Linked DNA regions of Homo sapiens: region 1 is linked to region 2. Evidence: chromatin loops called from intact Hi-C (ENCODE). Cell type or tissue: uterus. All regions are shown on one strand. Links, peaks and the distances in the headings refer to the core of each region. The heading gives the core; the rest is flanking DNA. Region 1 overlaps IQCK (IQ motif containing K). Region 2 overlaps IQCK (IQ motif containing K).

Region 1 (12,211 bases), core at 2,244-10,243, 60 kb before region 2:
CCCTCTCAGCAGGCTGGTGCCCAGCCAGTTCCGGAAGGGCTGGGAGAGTGGAAAATCCCAGAGAGAGATACGCCAGCCCTTCAGCTTCAATTAAAGGCAATGTGACAAGAAGGGCCTTGCATACTAATAAGACTCAGTACATCTTCTCCTCGTGGTCGCCCTTATCCTCTCCTGTTCCTGTGAGTGACAGGACTGAGAATTCAATTCACAGCCCAGAGAAAAACCTCCCAGCCAGCAGCACAGGACAGATAAAGAAAATGCCTAAAGCTCAAGACAGGAAATTTGGGGACCACAGGGTCATCCGGCCACTCATACAATGTTGTCCAGACAGGGCCTCAGCATGAAAGGATGACCTGGGGTGAAAATATAGATTCCTGGGCCCCACCCCAGACCTTTAGAAACAGAATCTCCAGGAGTGAGGCCTGGGAATCAGTATCCCCTCCCCCTCAGTGCTGTGGGTGGGTGTTTTGATCTGGCAAGTTTGGGAAAGAGAGCAGATTTGGGCAAGTTTGGGAAACAGTGCCTGTTTCCTGAGGGCCTCAGTCAACTGTGAGCCAGGGTTGAGAATGGCACCTGCCTCCTAAGGGCGCTGAGAGAAGCAAAAGAGGCAAGCTGTGCAAAATGCAAAGTGCTCAGCACTGGTTCTGACCCAGAGTTAGGCACTTGATAAATATCAGCTATTATTATTCGCGTTTTTATTGAGACCAGGTCTCGCTCTGTTACCCAGGCTGGAAAGCAGTGGTGCAAATCAGGGCTCACTGCAGTCTCAACCTCCTGGGCTCAAATGGTCCTTCCACTTCAGCCTCCTAAGTATTAATAGCTGGGACCACACACACGCACCACCATGCCTGGCTAATATATTTTTATTTTGGGTTGAGATAGGGTCTTGCTATGTTGCCCAGCCTAGTCTCTAACTCCTGGGCTCAAGCAGTCCTCCTGCCTCAGCCTCCCAAGATGATAGGGTCACAGGTGTGAGCCACAGCACCCAGCCAGCTATTATTTTGCTTAGGGCATATTCTTTGCCCTCAAAGAGGTCACAGTATAGAAGGTGAGGCAGAAAAAATCAACAGGAAATTGTACGAACCACGAGATGCTCACATACTGCGGGGAGAACTTGCTTCAATAGATGACCATCTGCCACGCAGCTATGGACCACAACCGTGCTGGGGCCTGGGGTTACAAGGAGGAGACTGGCTCACGCTCCCAAATCAGCAATATCTATGAGAAACCTTAAAATGTTCATCTTTTACTCAATTAGCTCCCGATTTCTAGGATTCCAGGTAAATAATAAAAGCAAACACTTCTATGGTACTTATGAAGCCCTTGACACATACGAAGTCATAGTGAGCTAAGTGCTATTATTTTCCCCAGTTTTACAGGTAGGGAGACTGAAGCAGAGACAGGTCATGCAACTTGCTCAAGGTTACGCTGTGAGCTGTCTGGCTGCTGCTGCTCTTAAAACTCTACAGGGTCAAGATCTCACAACTGCCTCCCACCAGGACAGCAAAAATGTCTGTGATTAAAGAAGCAACAATGATGTTACGCAGACAAAGGTGTTCACTTCCGCATCCTCTACCACATAAACAGTTTGAGAACAACCTAAATGCCCAAAAGTCAGGGAATGATTAAGTATCTGACAACCTATAACCTTGATGTGATGTAATATAATGAAGCCATAAAAACATGATGTTTTGGCAAAGTGTAAAAACAGGGAGAAATGTCAGTGGGAAAATACGGTGCAGCACATTTCCTATAAATTTCCATTATGCAAATTTGAAATTGTTCAATACCAAGTTAATCATGTCTCCAAGGAGTACAAGGATGGCACGAGGGCATGGAGGCTTCTGTCTGTTAGAGCTGGAAGCCTAACAGATATAAACTGGGCTCCTTCATTTAATCATCCCTGCCTTCCTTTCTTTTCTTTCATTCCTTCTTTTTCTTTTCTTTTTCTTTTTTTTTTTCAGAGACAGGGTGTCATTCTGTTGCCCAGGCTGAAGTACATGGTGCAATCACAGCTCACTGCAGTCTTGACTTCCTGGGCTCAAGTGATCCTCCTGCCTCAGCCTCCCAAGTGGCTGGGGCTACAGGTGTGCACCACCATGCCCGAATATTTTTTTTACTTTTTGTAGAGATGGGATCTCACTATGTTGTCCAGGCTGGTCTCGAACTGCTGGGCTTAAGTGATCCTACTGTCTTGGCCTCCCAAAGCGCTGAGATTACAGGTATGAGCCACCGCACCCAGCCCCTGCCTTTCTAAAGAAAAAAAAAAGTTTACTTTTTAAAATTTTTATTTTTTTAGAACAAGTGACTCCTATTCCACATTCATTCTTGGGTGAGATTTTCATAATACATCACTTAAGTGTAACTGCCCTGTAGAAAATTACATTCATTACGTCCAAAATTACATCTATTGCTCAACTAAGTTATAACCCAGCATCTCAAATACATAAAAAAAAAAAAAACCTGAACATAGATGTAATGATTGAAAGGAAACTGCTGAATTTTTGTTTTCCTGAATGTTCTACAGTATACCTGTATTGCTATACAACTGGGGGAAACTTTCTAAAAGAATCACCAGAAAATATACCAGACAAAAGAAAAAGACCCTCAGGGTAATCAACACCTAAACAGTATTGCTGCAATTAGAGCCCAAAGATGGGAGAAAGGCAGGAAGGATGAGAAATGGTGTCAAGTGGCCAATCAGAAGCTGCAGGGGAAACTCCCCGATCATCAGATCCAGGGTGGGGTGACAGTGACAAGAGATCCACCCACAAGTGGAGTGGCCTTAGTAGGGGTGACCATTCACAGAAATAATTATGAAATGTTTGCTAGGAAAAGTTTCTGATTAGCAAATTTCTAGGAAAATAACGTTTCCTCCTCAATGTGCTTGCTAATAAAAGGGTACACTTTGGCATCAAGCAGACGCAGTATTCAAATCCTGGCTCTGCCACTTAAAAGCTGGATGATACCCCACCTCTGCCCCCAGCCTCAATTTCCTCATTTGAGCTATAGGTATAATAATCTCCACTTCACAGAGTCCTTATGAAGATTAAAGATGATCCATTCAAAGTGCCTGGTACACTGTACCAGTGGTACTGGTGGCACCAGTATGTGGCACATGAAGAAGGTACTCAAGAAATGTGGTTTCCTTTCCCCCCAGGTGGACTGCAGGAATATAAGCTGAATTGCTGCTAAGTAGTTCATTTAGCATCTTTTAAAATTCATAAGATGTCACTCATCTGAACGTTACTTATCTTTGCAAACTCAGGTATCAAACACAGCCAAGAACTTGAAAGTAAACAGAAGAAGCCAATGTGGATGTTCCGGAATGTATTCCCCAAACTCAGAGCATGGGTGCTCATTCTTTAAACATCATTCTGGCAAGTTGACCTATCAGATATCCCAATGGCAGAAAGGAATTTAGGAATGAAATACGGTCCCAATGGCTGATAAGCACATAAAAAGGTGTGCAACGTCATTAGTCATTAAGGAAATTAAAGCCACGATGAGACAGCCACCACACACCCACCAGAATGGTTAAAATGAAAAAGAAGACTCATCACACTCATTGTTGGTAAAGATGCAGACTGCTCGTGCATCACTGATGGGGATGTAAAATGGTACAGCCACTTTGGAAAACGAGTTGGAAATATCTTAGAATTAAACATATAACCCAGCAACTCCAAATCCACAGCTGAAGTGAGTATTTACATCGGTCAAAAAACAGATCCAGGAGTGTTCAAAGCAGCAGCATTGGGCCAGGTGTGGTGGCGCATGCCTATAATCCCAGCACTTTGGGAGGCCAAGGCTGGAGGATGGCTCAAGCCCAGGAGTTCAAGGCTGCAGTGAGCTATGATTGCACCACTGCACTCCAGCTTGGAAAACAGAGTGAGAGACCCTATCTCTAAAAATAATAATAAAATCAACAAAGTAGCAGCATTTTTCATAATAGCCAAAGGTGGATATAACCCAATAATCCATTAAAAAGTGACTGGATTCACAGCTTGTGACGATAATCATACAAAGGAATGCTACAACAGCAACACGACAATACAAGATCAACTGAGTGCTACCCCTCAACAAGTTAGCTGCATCTCCCAGACATAATGTTCAGCAGAAGACACAGACGCCAGACACAAAGGAGTTCATTCTGTGTTTTCCAGTTAGGCAGAGAAGAAGCAAAACTACTCTATGGTGAAAGGAGTCAGAACAGAGTTTACCTCAAGGGAAGGGGACACCGCGTGGGGCATGAGGGAGCTGGCTGGGGGCCGCCCATGTTCACTATCTGGATCCAGGCGGTGGTTGGGTTGGATTCATGCACAGAATTTCACGGAGCACTGCACTGTGACCGGTGTACCCCACTGTATGTGAGTGCCACCTCAATCACAAAAAATAAAATAGGAACAATGGGGAGGAAGAGAACAGACACAAAAATGTGCCCACCTTTTTAGTCAGATCCTCAAAGAGTCTTACACACCCAAGAGGGTCCCTATGGACAATATCATAGAATTAATCAGGAAATTTGCACTAGCCAGATGCTGGACACTAGGCTCAGGGCTTTACCTACCTTAATTATCTCATACAATTCTCCCAACCACCCTGGGAGGTAGATGCTATCCTCATTTTCATTTTACTGACTGAGAAATTGAGGCTCAGAGATACTAAGCAACGTGCCCAAGGTCACAGAGTTAAGTAAATGGCCACACCAAGATTCTGATCTTGGTATCTTTTGACTCCAAAACCCATGGTCTTAACCATCATCTGACACCACCTTGGAGTAAGAATTGGTCCCTAAAGTTAGAAAGGCAGGGGAGTGTATTATATATATTACCGAGATTTTATTTTTCCATGAAGAGCAATACATTATAGAAAATTCGAAGAATACAGGAAAAAAAGAAAAAAAAAATCTATGCCCCTCTGCCCCCAACTAGAAGAACAAATTGTGGAAGATTCCTTTCTACAAAGAAATACATGTTGACATTCAGGGCGTAAATGTCAGTAGCCTGGTAAATTTACCTCCATTTCTTGACAGTACCAGATGCTGTGTTGCATTATTTTTGGGAAAATTAAGCCAACTTGGAAGCCACAAGGCATTCCGGGAGAACGTGACAGCCTTGAATGAGCAGTAATTGCAGCTTTCTGTTGTTGACTTCCAAACAGTTACTAAAGTTAATCCAGAGCAAAGTCTCCTTGAAGGCAGTATTTTAAATGGAAACATTTGGCGTGGGAGTGGCAACATTGGTTATATTGAGACAGAACCATGGGATTATCAAGGTTTGACCCCGTAAAGGGTCTTGATTCCTGGAAAAAGAGAGATTCAATAAAAGGCTTGTTTTTAATAGGTGAAAACTGAGGTATTGACAGGGGAAGGAAGCCACCAAATCAAACCTAGCAATGGAGCCATCCAAGCACAGCTTAGCTGCTTAGAGCACACCACTTGGGAGAAGGCAGCTCCGGCTTTGAATCCTACCACCATTTACCAACTGGGTGGCCTGAACAAGTCTCTCAACATCTTGGAAGCCTCAGCTCTCTCATCCATAAAAGGAGGATAGGAAGACTTTCCTTTTGGTAGAATTCAAGGATGAAACGAAATGGTACATATTGTATGGCACATAATAAATATTCAATAAAATTATTATTATTTTTTGAGATGGGGTCTCGCTCTATTGCCCAGGCTGGAGTGCAGTGATGTGATCTCAGCTCACTGCAGCCTCTGCCTCCTGGGCTCAGGTGATCCCCCCCACCTCAGCCTCCCAAGTAACTGGGACCACAGGTATGCACCACCACGCCTGGCTAATTTTTTGTGTCCTTGGTAGAGATGGGGTTTCACCATGTTGCTTAGGCTGGTCTCGAACTCCTGAGCTCAAGTGATCCGCCCGCCTCAGCCTCCCAAACTGCTGGGATTACAGGCATGAGCCACCATGCCCGGCTATAAAATTATTTGTTATCACACAAGTAATGCAGTTACTGCAGAAAAACTGGAAAATATAATATTTTAAAACAAATATTTAAGCAGGTTTTCTTTAAATCATTGAGTAAGCCTTAGTTTATGTGTTATTCATATGTATTTATAGATCTATTCGTATTTTCTTTCTATATCTCAATTTACAAGGGTAACTCCATTTTGCAATTAGCTGAAATACATTAAGATTGGAGTTTTAGTGCTGCAGTTTAAACAGCCACCATCTGGTTGTCCTTCGAAATTCTGTGTCTTCAAAAGCCGAGTGAGTCATGGGTGTGAATGAACACAGACAAACCCCATCAGCCGTGTCTTATGACTTTTTTATTTATCACTGCATTCTCAGCTGCCGCTGCCCAAACTGAACCTTTAGAAATATCCCAGGCATTCTGAATGAGTTTAGGGTATAAACTGTTAGCCAGTTCAGACTGGCAGAAGCTCTGTATATTATATGCTGCCTTTAAGAACAACAGAGACAAACCCTCCAGTTTATTTTTAAACAGCTCCTCTACAAGGGTAACAAATTAATAAACAATTGAGAAATTATTTCAATCTGTACTTAGGGATTGCGAGACAAGATTCACTCATCTTGATGGCTGACTCAGAACCCAGGGCAGATAGGGCTAACATCAAGAAACTCCAAGGAGTAAGAAACTAAACTGGCAGGGCGTGGTGGCTCACACTTGTAATCCCAGCACTTTGGGAGGCCGAGGCGGGCTGATCTCTTGAGCCCAGGAGTTCGAGACCAGCCTGGGCAATGTGGCGAAACCTCTACAAAAACTACAAAAATTAGTCAGGCATGGTGACGTGTGCCTGTAGTCCCAGCTACTAGGGAGGCTGAGGTGGGAGGATCACTTTAGCCCAGCAGGCAGCGGTTGCAGTGAGCCAAGATTGTGCCACTGTGCTACAATCTGGGGGACACAGCAAGACCCTGTCTCAAAAACAAAACAAAACAAAACAAAAAACTTCCCATCCCCTTTCTTCATGTTTGGTAAGGTGTTTGTTGTTGTTGTTGTTATTGTTTTTACCAAACATGAAGAAAGAGGATGGGAATTAACATCCTTTGAGTTTCAACCGGCGTTCTTTCTAACAGGAAGCCCCCGGTCCACTGAAAAGAAAACACGAACGTTTTCAACCACTTACTACGATGAGAAATACATTTATCTACAAACAAAGCTACATTTTTAGAAAAGATCACTGATCTCATCTATGTCATTTTTGCCCCTTAAATGTCTCCTAAATCTGTCCACTTTTGTCTGTTCTTACTGCCACCGGGTCATCCGACCCATCTCCAATGTGCCCCATACTCTTCTTTCCTATAAAGCCCTCCTGATGCTGTGTGGCCCAGCTGAAATTGGGTTCAACTCTGAAGTCTTCAACAAGGCCGGCCAGACACAGTGGCTCACATCTGTAATCCCAGCACTTTGGGAGGCCAAGGCGGGCGGATCACCTGAGGTCAGGAGTTCAACACCGCCGGGCCAACATAGTGAAACCCTGTCACTACTAAAAATACAAAAATTAGCCGGGCGTGGTGGCAGGTGCCTGTAATCCTAGCTACTTGGGAGGCTGAAGTGGGAGAATCCCTTGAGCCTGGGAGGTGGAGCTTGCAGTGAGCCGAGGTCGTGCCACTGCACTCCAGCCTGGGTGACAGAGCCAGACCCTGTCTCAAAAAAAAAAAAAAAAGCAAGCATATGAGTACACAAAACCTTGTACATGAATATTCATAGCAGCATTATTCATAATAGCCAAAAAGTGGAAACAATTCAAATGCCCATCAATTGATTAATGGATAAGTGAGATGTGATACCTTCATACAATGGAATATTACTCAGCCATGCTACAGACTGAGTTATGTCCCTCAGAATTCATATGATGAAGCCTTAACTCCCACCATCTAACTGTATTGGAGATAGGACCTTTAAGGAGGTGATTAAGGTTAAGGGTATATACCTGATCTGGTAGAACTGGTACCCTTACAAGAAGAAGAAGTAGAGACACCAGAGAGCTCCCTCTCCCATGTGATGACCCAGCAAGAAGGTGGCTGTCTGCAAGCCGGGAAGAGAGCCCTCACTAGAACCTGACCATGCTGGTTCCTTGATCTCAGACTTACAGTCTCCAGAACTATGAGAGAAGAAATGTCTGTTGTTTAAACTGTCAAGTCTGTGGTATTTTATTATGGCAGCCTGAGCTGACTAATACAAGCTGTAAAAAGGAGTAAAGTACTGACACATGCTACAGCATGGATAAACTTTGCAAACATTGTGCTGAGTGAAAGAAGTCAGTCACAAAGGATTACATATTGAATGATTCCATTTATATGAACTGTCCAGACCAGGCAAATCCATAAAGAGACAGAGTAGATTAGTGGTTGTCTGGGGCTGGGAGGATTGGAAGTCTTGGGAGATAATGGCTAAAGGGTGTAGGGTTTCTTCTGGGGGTGATGAAAATGTGCTAAAATTCATTTAGTGATGGTTGCAAATTCTGTGACATCTGTAGTATCTGTGATATACTAAAAGCCATTGAGTTGTACACTTTGAATTGCATGATATATGAATTATATCTCAATAAAACTTTTAAAAAAAGAAAGATGACATTTCAATAATGGTCATCTCTAGGCGGTGAGACAGAATCACCCACTTTTTTGTTTAGTTTTCTACAAAGAGCAAGTATTACTTCTACAATCAGTTAAGAAGAAAGTTATTTTTAACAATTCTGTTAAAACAAATGCCAGCCCTATTCTCCTTGTCAACAAAGCTGATAAAACTTACACCTTTGCAAGAGTCAGATATGCTCTAATGACAACTCCCCCGGGCCAGGCTTCCCAGTGTTTAATGTTCTTCCCCATACATTATCTCATCTGAGATTCACAAGCTGTCTGTGTTATAAGCAAGGAAAACAACTGTTTTCCTCCTGAATGTATTTACATCCTGCTTCCTTCCTTAAAAGATTTGAGATAATTTATAATAAAAGATGGTAAATCAAAACAGAAAAAGAAAACCAAGCGTGAAGAGAAATGGAGAATTTAGATATGCTAACTATAGCGTTTAAGACGTTGCTATAAATGAGTTTCACATTGAACTCTGAGCATCCTGGCCAACAAGGCACAAAGGGAAAGTCAGGGAAGAAGCAAACCATTTTCAAGGGAAGCAACATTTTTCCTGGCACCATTTGCTGGATGACATTTCACATACGGATTTATTTTTGAAAAGGATTTAATGGATTTTGACCCAAAGAAAAAATTTTACAGAAGATGTTAAAGTACATTAATATGGTTATTTCCCAAGGTACCTTGGTTTGTAAGCCAAAGACACACCACCTTGGCAAATTCAGGGAAAATCTAAAACCATGGGAACCAAATTTATAATCTAACTTAGTGGTTTTCATATATTTAAACTGCCACCTTCAACTTAAAAAATATGTTTTACATTGCTTTTACAATGCACAAACACATCTCAAACAAATATTTCTCCAAAAAGTATTTCCCTTACAATAAGCAAAGCATGTTGATATGTTCTCTATATTGTACTTCATTTTTCAAAATGTTTTTGGCAACCCATTAATTGATTTCACCACTCAGTGGGAAAAGACACTGCTCTAAAATGATTCAAAAATGATATGGGGCCGGGTGTGGTGGTTCACACCTGTAATCCCAGCATTTTGGGATACTGAGGTGGGCAGATCACCTGAGGTCAGGAGTTCGAGACCAGCCTGGCCAACATGGTGAAACCCTGTCTCTACTAAAAATACAAAAATGTGCTAGGCGTGGTGGTGGGCACCTGTAATCCCAGCTACTCAGGAGGCTGAGGCAGGAGAATTGCCTGAACCCAGGAGGTGGAGGTTGCAGTGAGCTGAGATCGCACCACTGAACTCCAGCTTGGGTGACAAGAACAAAACTGCGTCTCAAAAAAAAAAAAAAAGATGGCTTACAATGGTAGACACTGATCATTATTGATCACCTAATGTTTATGAGGCATTGGACTAAGCATATTCATTACAAGCATTATCTCATTTTGGAATCCAGCGAGAGGGATGCTTTTATTTCCATTGTACAGGTGAAAAAACCGAAAGCTAGAAGAGTTAAGTAACTTGTTCAAGGTCACATAGCCAGTAAGAATTTGTAGGTGAAATTAGCTCAAGTTGTTGTTGTTTTAACACAAATAAACTTGTCTCTCAGTTGGGTTTTCAGGGAGAGTGTTAATTTCATTCTGCATCTAAAAGATGAGTGATCAGGAAGGTTAAGTGCCTTGCTCAAGGACACACAGCTAGGAAGTTGCCAGCCAGGGTTCCAATGCAGGTCTTGGGACTCTAAGCCTAGGACTCTTTCTACTATTATTAGCTGCTCATCCTGAACAGCTTCAAATGTCACTTTGAAACCTCTTAAGTGACAAGTCTCTGGATGCCACGAGAAGAAAATGAGGGCAATTCCAATGCACGTGGCAACAGTAGGGCTCATGCAAAAGATTCCTTAGTCTCCCCCATCTCCCTCCTACTCAGATCTGGCAAAGTAAGGCATTTTTGAAAAGGTTTCGTAGCCACCAAAGTATTACCAGTGACAGTGAGGTGGGTACCTTTTTTAGATCTCTTGCTACTATTCTGTGTTTTTCATAATGAGAATGTATTGCTTTGATATGGGGACAGGTTTTAAATTATTTTTAAAAAGATAATTTAAAAGAGATAATGAGAGTTGAATATGAAAACTGGCAAGACGCTTTAGCTGTTCACATCCTAAATTTAGATCCTAAGGGTGAACACCATGTGTCAACAGCCTTGGACTGGTGCTCACAGAGAGAAGCAGGGACAATTTGGTGGGCGGGATCGTTACTCTTTAAGGCAGGCTCACAGGCATAAAGAAGCATGTGCTTCATGCCCTTGGCAATGCAACCAGAAGTCCTAATGGACTTTGCAGGAAACTGAACACCAACAGATTTCTCTTGAGTGTTTGAACTCCATAAATAACATCTGTGCATTGCAGCCTAATGAGGAGAGAGAGAGGGAGGACTCTGGAGTCAAGCTGCTTGGTTCTGCTATGTTTTTGCTGTGTGGCCCCAGATATACTGTTTGACCTCTCTCTGCCTCAGTTTCTTCATCTATAAAATGGAGACCATAGCAGTAACTACTTCAAAGGTGTAAAGAATAATTGAGTTGCTACTAGTAAAGTGCTTGGGAAAATGCTTGCCTCATAGTAAGTGCACAATGAATGTAAACAAACACTCCTTTTTATTATTTTTAGAAATTATGGATAATCGAAAAAGAAAAATAATCACTTGCATTTCTGTTTTAGAAAAAAAGGCAAAAATCAATCAACTCATCAATCGCCTGCATTACAACCACCCAGAGATAATCACTATTAGCATCTGGGGATTATATTTTAATGGACTTTTTGTCTTTCTTTCTTTATTATTATTTTTTGAAACGGAGTCTCGCTCTGTCGCCCAGGCTGGAGTGCAATGGTGCGATCTTGGCTCACTGCAACCTCCACCTCCCGGGTTTAAGCGATTCTCCTGCTTCAGCCTTCTAAGTAGCTGAGATTACAGGTGCCTGCCACCACACCTAGCTAATTTTTGTATTTTTAGTAGAGACAGGGTTTCACCATGTTGCCCAGGCTGGTCTTGAACTCCTGATCTCAGGTGATCCACCAGCCTTGGCCTCCCAAAGTCCTGAGATTACAGGCGGTCTTTATCCATTTATATATTATATGTAAGCATATATCTTCCCTTAATTTTTTTTTTTTTTGGAAACAGTTCTGTTTGCTTTATTTTTCTTTTTTTGGAGACAGGGTCTTGCTCTGTCTCCCAGGCTGGAGTGCAGTGGCACAACCATAGCTCACGGCAGCCTCAACCTCCTGAGCTTTAAGAGGTCCTCCTGCTTCAGCCTCCTGAGCAGCTGGGTCTACAGGCATGCACCACGCTACCCAGTTATTTATTTTTTATTTTTTTAGTGGATACAGGGTCTCTTAACACTGCCCAGGCTAGTCTCGAACTTTTCAAGTGATCCTCCCAACTTGGCCTCCCAAAGTGCTGGGATTACAGGTGTGAGCCACTGTGTCCAGCCTCAGTTCTGTTTACTTGCCCATAGAGCGTTTGGCAAGCTGGCTGATCTGGGAAGGAGGTTATGTAACACAGATCCATTCATTCAACCAACAAGTATTCCTTGACTGTCTACCATGTGCTGGGCACTGTTCTAGATGCTGAGGACAGAGCAATGAACAAAATAGGAAAGAAAGGTCCCTGCTGTCAGAGAACTTACATTCTA
Region 2 (12,211 bases), core at 1,325-9,324:
ATATTTGTTATTAATTGTAGCTTGTTAGGATTAATCCAACTTCTTAACTGATAGCTTTTTGCTGGTGTGTTTTTCAGAGTCTCTTTTTCCTACATCAGCTGTGTATAGAGTATGAAGAGCTTTGGCCTCTATGGAAATCCACTGGGACCTTTCCCTCTGGCAGTGTTTGCCACTGCTGATGTTAAATGTAAGCTCATTCCATGATATCTGATGCTCAGATTCAGGGAAAGTCATCTTGCTACCTAGAATGGGAGCTTCATGGAAGCTTGTTAACATTGATACACTAATTGCCAAATAATTGGAGAGGTTGTATACTTTTTGGAATGAGATACACATGCTACTCTCATATGTATTTGGTGAGAACTTCTTCCACAAGACAATATTATCAGGAGTTTTTTTTTTTTTGAGACAGGGTCTTGCTTTGTCACCCAGTTGTCACCCACGTTGGAGTACAGTGGCACAATCATATCTCACTGCAGCCTTGACCTCTTTGGCTCAAGTGATCCTCCTGCTTCAGCCTCCCAATTAGCTGGGACTACAGATGCCCACCACTGCACCTGGCCCATTTTTGTATTTTTTTGTAGAGACAGGGTCTCACTATGTTGCCCAGGCTGGTCTCTAACTCCTGCCTCAAGAGATCCTCCTACCTTGTCCCTCCAAAGTGCTGGGATTACAGGCATGAGTCATCTTGCACAGCCAGGATCAGGAGCTTTAAAAAAAGCTTATCTTTTCATCTAGAAATTCCACTTCTAGGATTCTCCTATACAAATGAGCAGACGAATGCGCAAAAATGACTGCACAAAGGTGTCTACTGCAGCATTTATTACAACAATAAAAAATACTGTAAATAACCTCAAAGTCTCAAATAGAAAAATGGTTAAAAAAGACAAGTTATAAAGGCAGAGGCTATTTTCTATGTTAAGTATTTATACGTCACTATGTGAATTCAGATTTTTAAAGTTTGTAGTTTTATACCAAAATGTTAACAATAATTATCTTTTGGTGACGGAGTTATCAGTGACTCAAAAATTTTTATTTATTTTATTCGACTTACGTGAATTTTCCAGTTTTTTTTTCTAAAATGACAATGTAGTTTTTTCTTTGTATATATCAATACAGGCCAGTCAACCCAACTTTAAAAGGTTAAGACAGTACTTTTAATAACTACAAAATAAGTTTTGGTAAAAAGTCTTTGTGTTTTTTTTTTTTTTTTTTTTTTTTTGGAGACAGGGTATCTCTCTGTCTCCCAGGCTGGAGTGCAGTGGCACAATCCCCACTTACTGCAACCTCTGCGTCCTGGGCTCAAGCCATCCTCCCACCTCCGCCTCCCAACAGCAGCTAGACTACAGATGTGCGCCACATGGGCTAAGTTTTGTATTTTTTTTTCTTTTTCTTTTTTCTTTTTTTTTTTTGGCAGATACGAGGTTTCGTCATGTTGCCCAGGCTGGTCTTGAACTCCTGGGCTCAAGTGATCCTCCCACCTTGGCCCCTGCAAAGTTCTGGGATTACAGCCATGAGCTACTATGCCCAGCCAGTTTCAGTAAAAATTCTAAATCACTTTTTAAGACCCATTTTACAGAGAATCGTATTTCTGAGGTCTGGATGTTAGCTATAATATCCTGTTCCTAACTCATCTAAGGTTTACCCTGGACCCTCCACCTCACAAAAGTTCCCCATTAAATCAAATACCACAGTCGCATATGATTCTTACCACACAGGCTCTCCAGAAGGATTGAATGTAGAGGGCTGCTTCCTCTTCTGTCAGCAGGAGCGAGAGTGGGATTGGCGGCCGTGGGCTGAAAAGCAATAAAATGGTTATATGCCCATGAGAATCCAGTCCTTCAGCCTTGGCATTGCCTTTGACAACATAATGACCTCTCTGATTAAGTGCTTCATCCATCCCCTTTCTTAGCAGGCAACAGTGTCATTTTAGATAGAAAAGTGTATGCTTGAGTTAGCATTTATTATTTTAAACTCTGGGAAGGATTTTTTTAAAAAAAACAGCATAATCTTAAATCATTGTTAGCCTATTCTTCTTTTGAAGGACTCAGGCTGCTATTCTTGCATTTTAGTCCTGAAGGTGCAACATACATATTACTGACATGAGACTATTTGGATACAATGCAAGAGACAGAGGAGCAGCCGCCTTTATGTACTGCAGTATGACTGAGACATAATAAAGAGCTCTTTCTCCAACTTTCCATTGAAATTAAGGACTGCAGTTCCTCTCTTTCCTGAAAGGAATACTGGAATTTATCTCTGATTAGTATGCATTCCAGGTTAATGTGGTTTAAATTCAAGCACATTTTTAAGTTCTGCTGTTGTTACAGAAACATCAAGGGTTTGGTGTAGGTCTTGCTGCTCACCACACAGAATGCCAATTACTGAACTGATGAGTATTACCAGGGAAGAAGGCTCTAATCTTAATCGAGTGCTGCAGCCAGGAGGAGATGGGATCAGTCTCAAATCCACCTCCCAGACAGACAAAAACTAGGGGTTTATACAGCAGGGAAGAAATGTGACAATGTGTAAGAAAACAAGAACTAGGGAGGAGCAAGGAAGCAATCATGATGAATGAGGGCTCTGGCATCTCATTGTCTAGATGTGGTGATCTGATGAGTTTCAGTTCTTTGATCCTTTTTTTTTCTAAGAGGCCTGGGGGTCCTTCCCTGAGGAAGGAACTCAGATAAATTAAGTTTTAAGCTTTAAGACCAGAAAAGTCAATTTCTATGTTTATCTGAAAACAACAACAACAACAAAAACTATGGGACGATTGGGTTGGTTTCACTGCTTCTTCTTCTTTTTTTTTTTTTTAAAGATGAATCTGCTGTGGATTATTGTTTCTGCTTAGAAAAAAATACTTAAACAGTAATTCTTAATAAGAAATAAAATATCTCAAGTGCTGGATCAGTTGATAGTGTCTGCTCTTGTGGGATTTTTCATATCATGGGATTTTTTTAAAAATCAAAGATACCACATTAAAAAATCAAGACTAAAAGTTTAACAGAGGCACTAACCGATGACAAGGTCTTACAAATCTGTCTTAATTCAGGTTCTTTATGTTTCCCCCAAAGTAAAGCATAGCTACGTCTGAAAAGCAAAGGCCAAGACTGTTCAGATATAAAAGAAAGAAACCCTCAAAGGACGTGGATCACATGGAGGCTGCTCCCAGTATAGCATCCCCAGAAATGACTTTGCAAGTAAGGGACTCCCAAGTGCCCTGGCCTCAAAACTCTCCCAAATAACAGCTAGAGCTTACAGTAACTCACGGCACAGACAGGTTGACTAACCTGCCCAAGGTCACACAGCTTGTAGGTGCCTAGTGAGGATCTGGGCCCAGATCCATACAATCCCAAAGCCCAAGCATCCCTTATCATGGAGTGCTGACACACCAAGCCTCAACTGGGCAAACATGCAGATGCCCGGCCTGCCACAGACTGCAAAGCTAACTGGCAACAGTGCATGATTCTCCAGGATACAAGGGTTTCATTTCCTTCCAAAAACTCTGACTTAAAAAAAGAAAAAGAAAAGCTTGATATAGTCTATTTGTTTAAATGAATGAATGCTCTTTTGAATTCTTCCAGAACCAAAGAAATCAAAGCCACAAAGAACACAGAAGTTATCAGCAGTTGAGTGCAGTGCTTTTGCCAGGCTCTGATTTTCTGGCTGGACAGGTCCTTTCTAAGAGACCAAGTAAAGGGGATTCTTCCATTTCTTCCTTTTTCTTTCCTTTCTTCCCTTCCCTTCCCCTCCCCTCCCCTTTTCTTTCTTTCTTTCCTTCCTTCCTTCCCTCCATCCCCCCTCCCTCCCTCCCTCCCTTCTCTCTCTCTCTCTCTCTTTCTTTCTTTTCTAGGTGATTCTTCCATTTCTTCCTTTTTTTCCCCTTTCTTTCCGTTCTTTCCCTTCTTCCTCTCTTTCTCTCTTTCTTTCTTCCTTTCAATGAAGTTTCACTCTGTCCCCCAGGCTAGAGTACAGTGGCATAATCTCGGCTCACTGCAACCTCTGCCTCCCAGGTTCAAGCGATCCTCCTGTCTCAGCCTCCTGAGTAGTGGGACTACAGGAGCACGCCACAATGCCTGGCCAATTTTTGTATTTTTTGGTAGAGATGGGGTTTCACTGTGTTGGCCAGGTTGGTCTCAAACTCCTGACCTCTGGTGATCCACCCACCTCTGCCTCCCAAAGTGCTGGGATTACAGGCATGAGCCACCGTGCACAGCCTCTTTTACATTTTTTAAGTAAATTTTCTTAAAACTGTAGAGACAGGGTCTCGCTATGTGGTCTCCAACTCTTGGCCTCAAGCAATCCTCCCACCTCGGCCTCCCAAAGCACTGGAATTACAGGCATGAGCCACCCGCCCCGCCCGGGCTCCCTGTTTTCCACATTAAATGTCTCTCCTCATCCACTGTCCTGATTCTCTATATCTCAGTTGTGTGACACCAACAAATCACATCCCTGAAGTAATTTCCCTTCACTAGTTAAAATTCAACAGCTTCTAGAGAGACCTTGGTGTTTTTAAGGAGACCTTGGTGTGTTGGCAGTGAATTCATGGGAATGATGCTCTAATGCATTCTCACTGGCTGATATTTACTGAGAACTTTCTGGATCCCCTCCCAGCAGCCTTGCTCCTCATGCTCCGGCCCTGCGGGTGTCACTGGTAGAGGGTCGTGACTGCAAGTTGTCCAGGTTCTTGGCGTTTTGAACAAAGAATTGTACAAAACGCCCAGCAAAGCAAAGAAAGAATGAAGCAACAAAAGAACAAAAGCAGGGATTTATTGAAAACGAAAGGACAAAAGTACACTCTGCAGTGTGGGAGCGGACCCAAGCAGCGGCTCAAGAGCCAGGATACAGAATCTTCTTGGGTCCAAATACCCCCTAGAAGTTTCCCTTTGGCCACTTCATGCTCACCTCATGTAAATGAAGTAAGTGGTAGCCAGCAATCAGTCTGATTGGTTGTAGAAAGCAGCCAACCAGAGGCTGAAGTGAAGTTATAAAGTTATGCAAACAAAGACTTCTATGCAAACAAAGACTCGGCCCGCAATCAGTCTGATTGGTTGTGGACAGCCAATTTCCCATCAGCTGTGCAGGAAATTTTGGGATTTGAAAAGGGAGTAGCCTCTGGTCCTTTTGTTACTTAGGCGTGGAAAGTTAGGGTTTTCTTTTCAATTTAGTTCTAGGATGTCAGTGTGAGACAGCCTTTGGTTCCCTGCCTCCAGACCCTATTCTCCTGCCTCACTGGCACTTGGCAGCTCCTCAAATGTGTCTGCTTCTCCCACCTCAGGGCCTTTGCTAAGGTGCTTTCCTCTGCCTCCAGTATACCCCTAGCCAGGGGCACCCTGTACAGAGGTCCTGGTTGTTCTCTGCTCAAGGGCACCCAGCAGATCGGCCAAAGGGTGCTAAAACCCAGCACATGCTCTGCTCCTGGGTGTGTGACCACATCTGCCCTAAGGTGAGGATACCTTTTTCTAATTTGCTCAAATGCACCTTGGGGCTGGTGCAAGGCCTGACACCTCTTTTTCCTGGTTTGTCTTATTACTGCTTCTGATCTCCATTCAAATGTTATTGAGGCGGGGCGCCGTGGCTCATGGGCCTGTAATCCCAGCACTTTGGAAGGCCGGGGCGGGTGGATCACCTGAGGTCAGGGGTTCGAGACCAGCCTGGCCAACATGGTGAAACCCCATCTCTACTAAAAGTACAAAATTTAGCCAGCCGTGGTGGTGTGTGCCTGTAATCCCAGCTACTTGGGAGGGTGAGGCAGGACAATTGTTTGAACCTGTGAGGCAGAGGTTGCAGTGAGCCAAGATCGTGCCACTGCACTCCAGCCTGGGCAACAGAGCAAGACTCCATCTCAAAAAGAAAAAAATGTAATTGAAAAATGTCCTTTGATTACATCAGGGCCCCAGGAAGCTTCTGTGTAATTTTCCTTCCTGGTCCTTGGCCCAGTTTGGAGATAGAAGCCCTTGTAATTATCTAATTAATGCTCAAATCTTGTACTGGTCTGAAAGCTCCACAAGAGTAGACACTGGTCCTGTGTTTGCTCCTCTTGGTATCTCCAGCACTTAGGACAATGTCTGGCACATAGTAGGCACACTCAACAAATACTTGTGGAGTGAGTAGTTGCCTCTCTGCCCAGCTGTGTGTTAAGCATTTTCTACACGTGATTTTGTTAAATCCACACAACATGAAGAATGAGTTGTTACCCTTTCTTGAGAGTTGAAACAACTGAGGCATAGAGGGGTAAAGGGACTCTGTGTTCAAGGTCATTGAGCATTTCCAGCTGAGAATGCAAACTGCCCAGGAAACAGTGGCCCAGAGAGAAGATGGGGCCAGCTCACAAGGTCAGTAGCATCGAAGTCAGGGTCTAGCAGCTGCTGAGTGTTAAGGAGAAGAAAACACAATCATTTGCTTCGAAGAAAAAAAAAATGGGGGCAGGGAGGGTGCAGAATCATAGAAAACGCCCTCTTTGTTGAACTTTACAGTAATAACTTGGCAGATACTCATTTATCTGAACCTCCGCAGGGAATCCTATGTCAGGAAGGCTAAACAGAGTAGAGTTTGTCACTTGTGTTGGAGGGGAGATTTGATAGCGCCTTTCTGTTCAGCGGCAATTTTCCTGCTTTAAGTATGTTTTTCACAACCGATGTCATGAAATCCTCAAAGTAACAGTATTCCTGTTTCGGAACAGCAGCAGGAAAACAGAACTGCAAATCTCAGAACACAACGGGTGAGCCCAAACAGAGGGCTTTCACCAGTAATGAAACCCTGAACCGCTATGCATCACAACGACATCTCCAAAAAGCAAAATGAGATTTCTAATAGGCCTTTAAGCAGTAATAAGAGGCCACCTTTAGTGACATCCCTGCTTTCATAGCTAGATAATGGGGCGCTGTCTAGTTCCCAAACCAAGAATAAGTATGAGAAAGCCATGGTAAATCAGGCCAAATGAAAAGGACTTACTCTTCGAAGAGTAGTCCTGGGAATTATCAATCATTTCAGCAGGCCAGCTTGAAGGCAGAGAAGCCACGCCAGGCCCTTTTCCCTCTCTTGGAATCAGTGCAACTGGCTTAAGGTCAAATAAAAATAAAGAGGCGACTGCTCATCACCAGGGAACTAGGGAGGGGAGAGATGAACACGTCAATCACAGAAGGAGACAGCTGAGGCCTTAAAGTGCTTAAATCAGACATCCCCAAAGCAGACGTTTTTGCATGTTCAGACGGGCACGATAGCACTGCTGGGTATGTTTCCAAGGAGAATTGTTATACTAGTAATACTCATTTGTCATGTCCTCCTCCTTTTTTTCTCAAATGTGAATACATTTGAACCCTAAGAATCAATGCTGGCCAGGCGCGGTGGCTCCCGCCTGTAATCCCAGCACTTTGGTAGGCCGAGGTGGGTGGATCACCTGAGGTCAGGAGTTCGAGACCAGCCTGGCCAATATGGTGAAACTTCATCTCTACTAAAAACACAAAAATTAGCTGGGCGTAGTGGCGGACACCTGTAACCCCAGCTACTCAGGAGGCTGAGGCAGGAGAATCGCTTGAACCCAGGAGGCAGAGGTTGCAGTGAGCCAAGATCGCACCACTGTACTCCAGCCTGCACAACACAACAAGACTCCGTCTCACACACACACACACACACAAAAAAAGAAGAAGAATCAACGCTATAATTCTGAGAAGGAACAAAAATTTATTTTTCTGATTGTGTTGTGTATATATAAATGTATGTGCACATGTGTGCGCATACACATGCTTCTTTTCTCTTTTTTAGATGCAAAGTGAAAGATTTGCAGGACGTGAAGATACAGCATGCTAACAAAATACATAATAAGAAAATCTGAGACGTTAGTCTTGATCAATTTCTTCATCCAGTTCAAAGACAATTAGAGAGGTGTCATCAAAAAACACATTTAATCAGAATAAAGAAGGGAAGAAAGCTTGCTTGAGATTGAAAATGAAATTTTGGAATCAAAATTCTATCCACTTTTCTTTCTCTCTTTCTCTTTTCTTTTTTTGACAGGGTCTTGCTCTGTCACCCAGGCTGCAGTGTAGTGGCATGATCATAGCTCACTGCAGCCTCAAATTCCTGGGCTCAAGCCATCCTCCCACCTCAGCCTCCTAAACAGCAGAGATTACAGGTACACACCACCATTCCCAGCTAATTTTTTTTTTTTTGGTATTTTTGTAGAGACAGGGTCTCACTATGTTGCCCAGGTTGTGCCCAGGCTCTTCACTTTTCTTTTCTTTTTCTTTTTGAGATGGAGTCTCACTCTGTTGCCCAGGCTGGAGTGCAATGGTGCGATCTCGGCTCACTGCAACCTCCGCCTCCCAGGTTCAAGCAATTCTCCTGCCTCAGCCTCCTGAGTAGCTGGGATTACAGGCGCCTGCCACCATGCCCGGCCTTCCACTTTTCATTAACTAAGAGATTAAGTTGTTTTCTTGGAACATGAAAGCACAACCCGGATGTAAAGCCATTTACAAAGACGGCACATGCTGTAAATCAATCCTCATGAAGTTTTGCAATACACCAGTATTTGTAACGGCCACTTGTCACAGTCAGCAAAAGAGACTTTACCCAGCCCTCGCCTTCCATCCTAACCGGGTTCCCAAATGCTCTATACTGAGGCATCACATTCTTTTTTGTTGTTGTTTTAGGCGGAGTCTCACTCTGTCACCCAGGCTGGAGTGCAGTGGCACGATCTCGGCTCACTGCATCCTCTGCCTCCCGGGTTCAAGTAATTCTCCTTCCTCAGCCTCCCGAGTAGCTGGGATTACAGGCGCCTGCCACCACACCCAGCTAATTTTTGTATTTTTAGTAGAGATGGGGTTTCACCATGTTGGCCAGGCTGGTCTCAAACTCCTGACCTCAAGTGATCCACCTGCCTCAGCCTCCCAAGGTGCTGGGATTACAGGCGTGAGCCACCACGCCCTGCCGAGGCATCACATTATTGGCTTACAAACTTAAAATATTTCTAAAAAGTACAACAGAGGTTATCTGGAATGGTACTCCCAGACATATGGTGACTAGCCGTTAGGATGGAATCTCATAGGATTCTTTCAATTCCAGCCTTCTGTGAACATACGAACAGCTCCAAAACCTGCAGAGCTTTACTCTCTGTAGCCTAAAGCATATTTAGAAATCATGGTTACCAGGATATGATGTTGCTTTGGCCCCTTCACTAATCTCTACCCTGGGAGATCAACAAGCGGTTATTACTCCAGCATCAGGCTGAATCATTCTCCTAGTTACACACAGAGCTGAGTCCCATTTAACCAACTCCATCACTGAAGCTGCATACGTGTCCAGATAGCAGAACTCGCCAAGCAGCGAAGTGCAAGACCACATGCTCCCATGTGGGTTTCAGATATAACCATTTTTTAAAAAAACAAGGCTGTGATACTTGATATTTCTTGATAAAATATTCCCAGATTGTGGTATTATTTAACGTCTTTGTAACTGATTACACATTTTCTCTAGTGTGACTAAAGGAAAAATTTAAGGAGACCCACCTACTCCCCAGTCTCCCTCTCCTGGATTTAAAGGGTGGGCCCAGGCAAGGGGGATGTTCAGAAGAGCAGACCACCTACCTCCCCACCCTTTTCAAACCTCTCACAGGGGATCTTCATTTTTTTGTGTCACGGATCCCTTTCTACTTTGGCGGTTTGGATTCCTTCTCACAATAATGTTTTTAACAACATGAAAGTAAATACATAGGATTACAGCAAACCAATTATATTGAAATAAAAGTATCAAAATATTAAAACAAGAGCTGCTGATATAGTAATATATGCGCTTCTAAATTATGCAGTAAATAACAAGAGCTAATAGCAGGCCAATTAACTACTGTAATTTGAAAGGTGTGACAAGTGTAAATGGTATTTCTCGATCTCTGCAACAACTGTAATGTGACAGGAGAATATCTGTGATTGCTGTCAGGGACAAACTCACAGATACTATGGAAACTACTGAGGTTTGTTGTCCACATTCATACTTAAAGGAGACGCTGGATTTAAGTGAGAGATTAGTGAAAATAAAGAGGGAATTTCCTTCCCTTTCCAAGTTCCGGGACCCCTGAATCGTAGACAGTTAGTTGTGGCTGGAGCTGGGGAAAGATGGGTTTTATATCCAGCTGGAGACTGAAGACTAAGGATTTAAAAATAAACAGGATGGGCCAGGTGCAGTGGCTCATGCCTGTAATCCCAGCACTTAGAGAGGCCAAGGAGGGAGGATGGCTTGAGGTCAGAAGTTCAAGACCAGCCAGGGCAACACTGTCTCTATAAAAAACATAATAAATTTTTGGCTGGGCACAGTGGCTCATGCTTGTAATCCCAGCACTTTGGGAGGCGGAGGCCGGCAGATCACTTGAGGTCAGGAGTGCAAGACCAGCCTGGCCAACATAGTGAAACCCCATCTCTACTAAAAATACAAAAATTAGCCAGGCAAGGTGGCACATGCCTACAGTCCCAGCTACTTGGGACGCTGAGGCAGGAGAATCACTTGAACTTAGGAGGCGGAAGTTGCTGTGAGCTGAGAGCGCACCACTGCACTCCAGCTGGATGACAGAGCGAGACTCCATCTCAAATAAATAAATAAATAAATAAATAAATAAATAAATAAATAAGGCTGGGCACGGTGGCTCACGCCTGTAAGGTCCCAGCACTTTGGGAGGCCGAGACGGGTGGATCACGAGGTCAGGATATCGAGACCATCCTGGCTAACATGGTGAAACCCCGTCTCTACTAAAAATACAAAAAATTAGCCAGGCGTGGTGGCAGGTGCCTGTAGTCCCAGCTACTCGGGAGGCTGAGGCAGGAGAATGGCGTGAACCCAGGAGGCGGAACTTGCAGTGAGCCGAGATCGCACCACTGCACTCCAGCCTGGGCGACAGAGCGAGACTCCATCTCAAAAAAAATAAATAAATAAATAAAATAAATAAATAAGTAAAAATTAAAAAAATACTTGTGATTTAAAAAAATAACGAGGATAAATCCTAATGGTGAAATGAGATGATCTAAAAAGAGAGAGTGACCAGAAAGTTATGGAATTGGGCCAAAAAGTATTAAAGAGCTGCTATCCAGATGGCAGATGGAGTCAATGTAATATAGTGTGGTGGTTAGTGGGAAAAAAGAAAAAACTTTTCATATTTTTATTCCCAATAATTTGTGATTTTTCAGTGTACTCATTAAATTTTCAAAAGAGAACTGTTATTTCCCCTACTCTGTTTCAGTAAAGGGATCCCATTCAGCCAGTTGCTCAGGCCTGAAATCTCTGTTGCATTCTTGACTCCTCTCTCTCCCACAACATCCAATCCATCAGCAAGTCTTCTTGGTTCCAACCTCAAAACATGTCCCAAATCCAATTTATTTTACTTCCTCCTCTCCATGAGGGCATCATCTCTTCACTGTAGTCACCTCCCTGTATGCACTATTAGGTTGATTTCAGTGAATACCCCATCCAGCTGCCGGACTGATCTTTTTAACAGATACACTGAAGGCTGGGTGTGGTGGCTCACGTCTGTAATCCCAGCACTTTGGGAGGCTGAAGTGGGAGGACTGCTTGAGGGCAGGAGTTCGAGGCTGCAGTGAGCTATGATCGCACCACTGCACTCCAGCCTGGGCAACAGAGTGAGACTCTGACTCAAAATAAAAATTGTGTGTGTTGTTTTAAGCACCAACTTTGTGGTAATTTCTCGCAGTAGCCCTAGGAAACTCATATACTAATTCCCATCTTATGATCCTTAACTTAATCACATATGCAAAGTCCCTTCTGCCATATAAGGGAACATATATATTTACAAGGTCTGGGAATTGGATGTGGACATCTTGAGGGCACTAAAAGGAAAAACCTTTGTTTCTCTACTCGCAAGACTTCTGACACCAAATGTGTGGGTTTTTCACACCAAGCAGTTCTCCAGCTCTCTGCAGATACCAACTGGGCATCCTACAATTTATTTTTTATTTTGTTTTTATTTTTATTTTTTTTTGAGATAGGGTCTCACTCTGTTACTCAGGCAGGAGTGCAGTGGTATGTTAATGGCTCGCTGCAGCCTCCATCTCCCAGGTCCAAGTGATACTCTCCCCTCGGCCTCTGGAGTAGCTGGGACTACAAGTGTCTGCCATCACACCCAGCTAATTTAAAAATGTTTTGTAGAGATAGGGGTCTCACTATGTTGCCCAAGCTGGTTGCAAACTCCTAACCCTAAGCAATCCTCCCGCCT

Evidence for each region. Peaks named below come from ENCODE experiments on the same cell type or tissue, not always from the same donor. Only the 100,000 strongest peaks of a DNase experiment are listed, where the experiment ranks them.
Region 1: a loop joins it to region 2, with 6 times the contacts of the local background. A loop is called at or near these places in 2 of 110 quality-filtered maps.

The regions. Positions count from the first base shown.
Region 1 is chr16:19,839,513-19,851,723 of GRCh38, reverse strand. All of the region lies in intron 8 of IQCK (IQ motif containing K), which reads right to left. Among named protein-coding and RNA genes, the nearest start is that of GPRC5B, 39 kb to the left of the region's middle. In uterus, for the core only: no CTCF peak of the experiment used is centred there; a DNase peak (open chromatin) is centred at 6,253; H3K27ac peaks cover 672 bases.
Region 2 is chr16:19,778,423-19,790,633 of GRCh38, reverse strand. It overlaps IQCK (IQ motif containing K), which reads right to left. Exons shown (of 9, transcript NM_153208.3): 7 at 1,712-1,796. Among named protein-coding and RNA genes, the nearest start is that of IQCK-AS1, 18 kb to the right of the region's middle. In uterus, for the core only: no CTCF peak of the experiment used is centred there; no DNase peak of the experiment used is centred there; H3K27ac peaks cover 779 bases.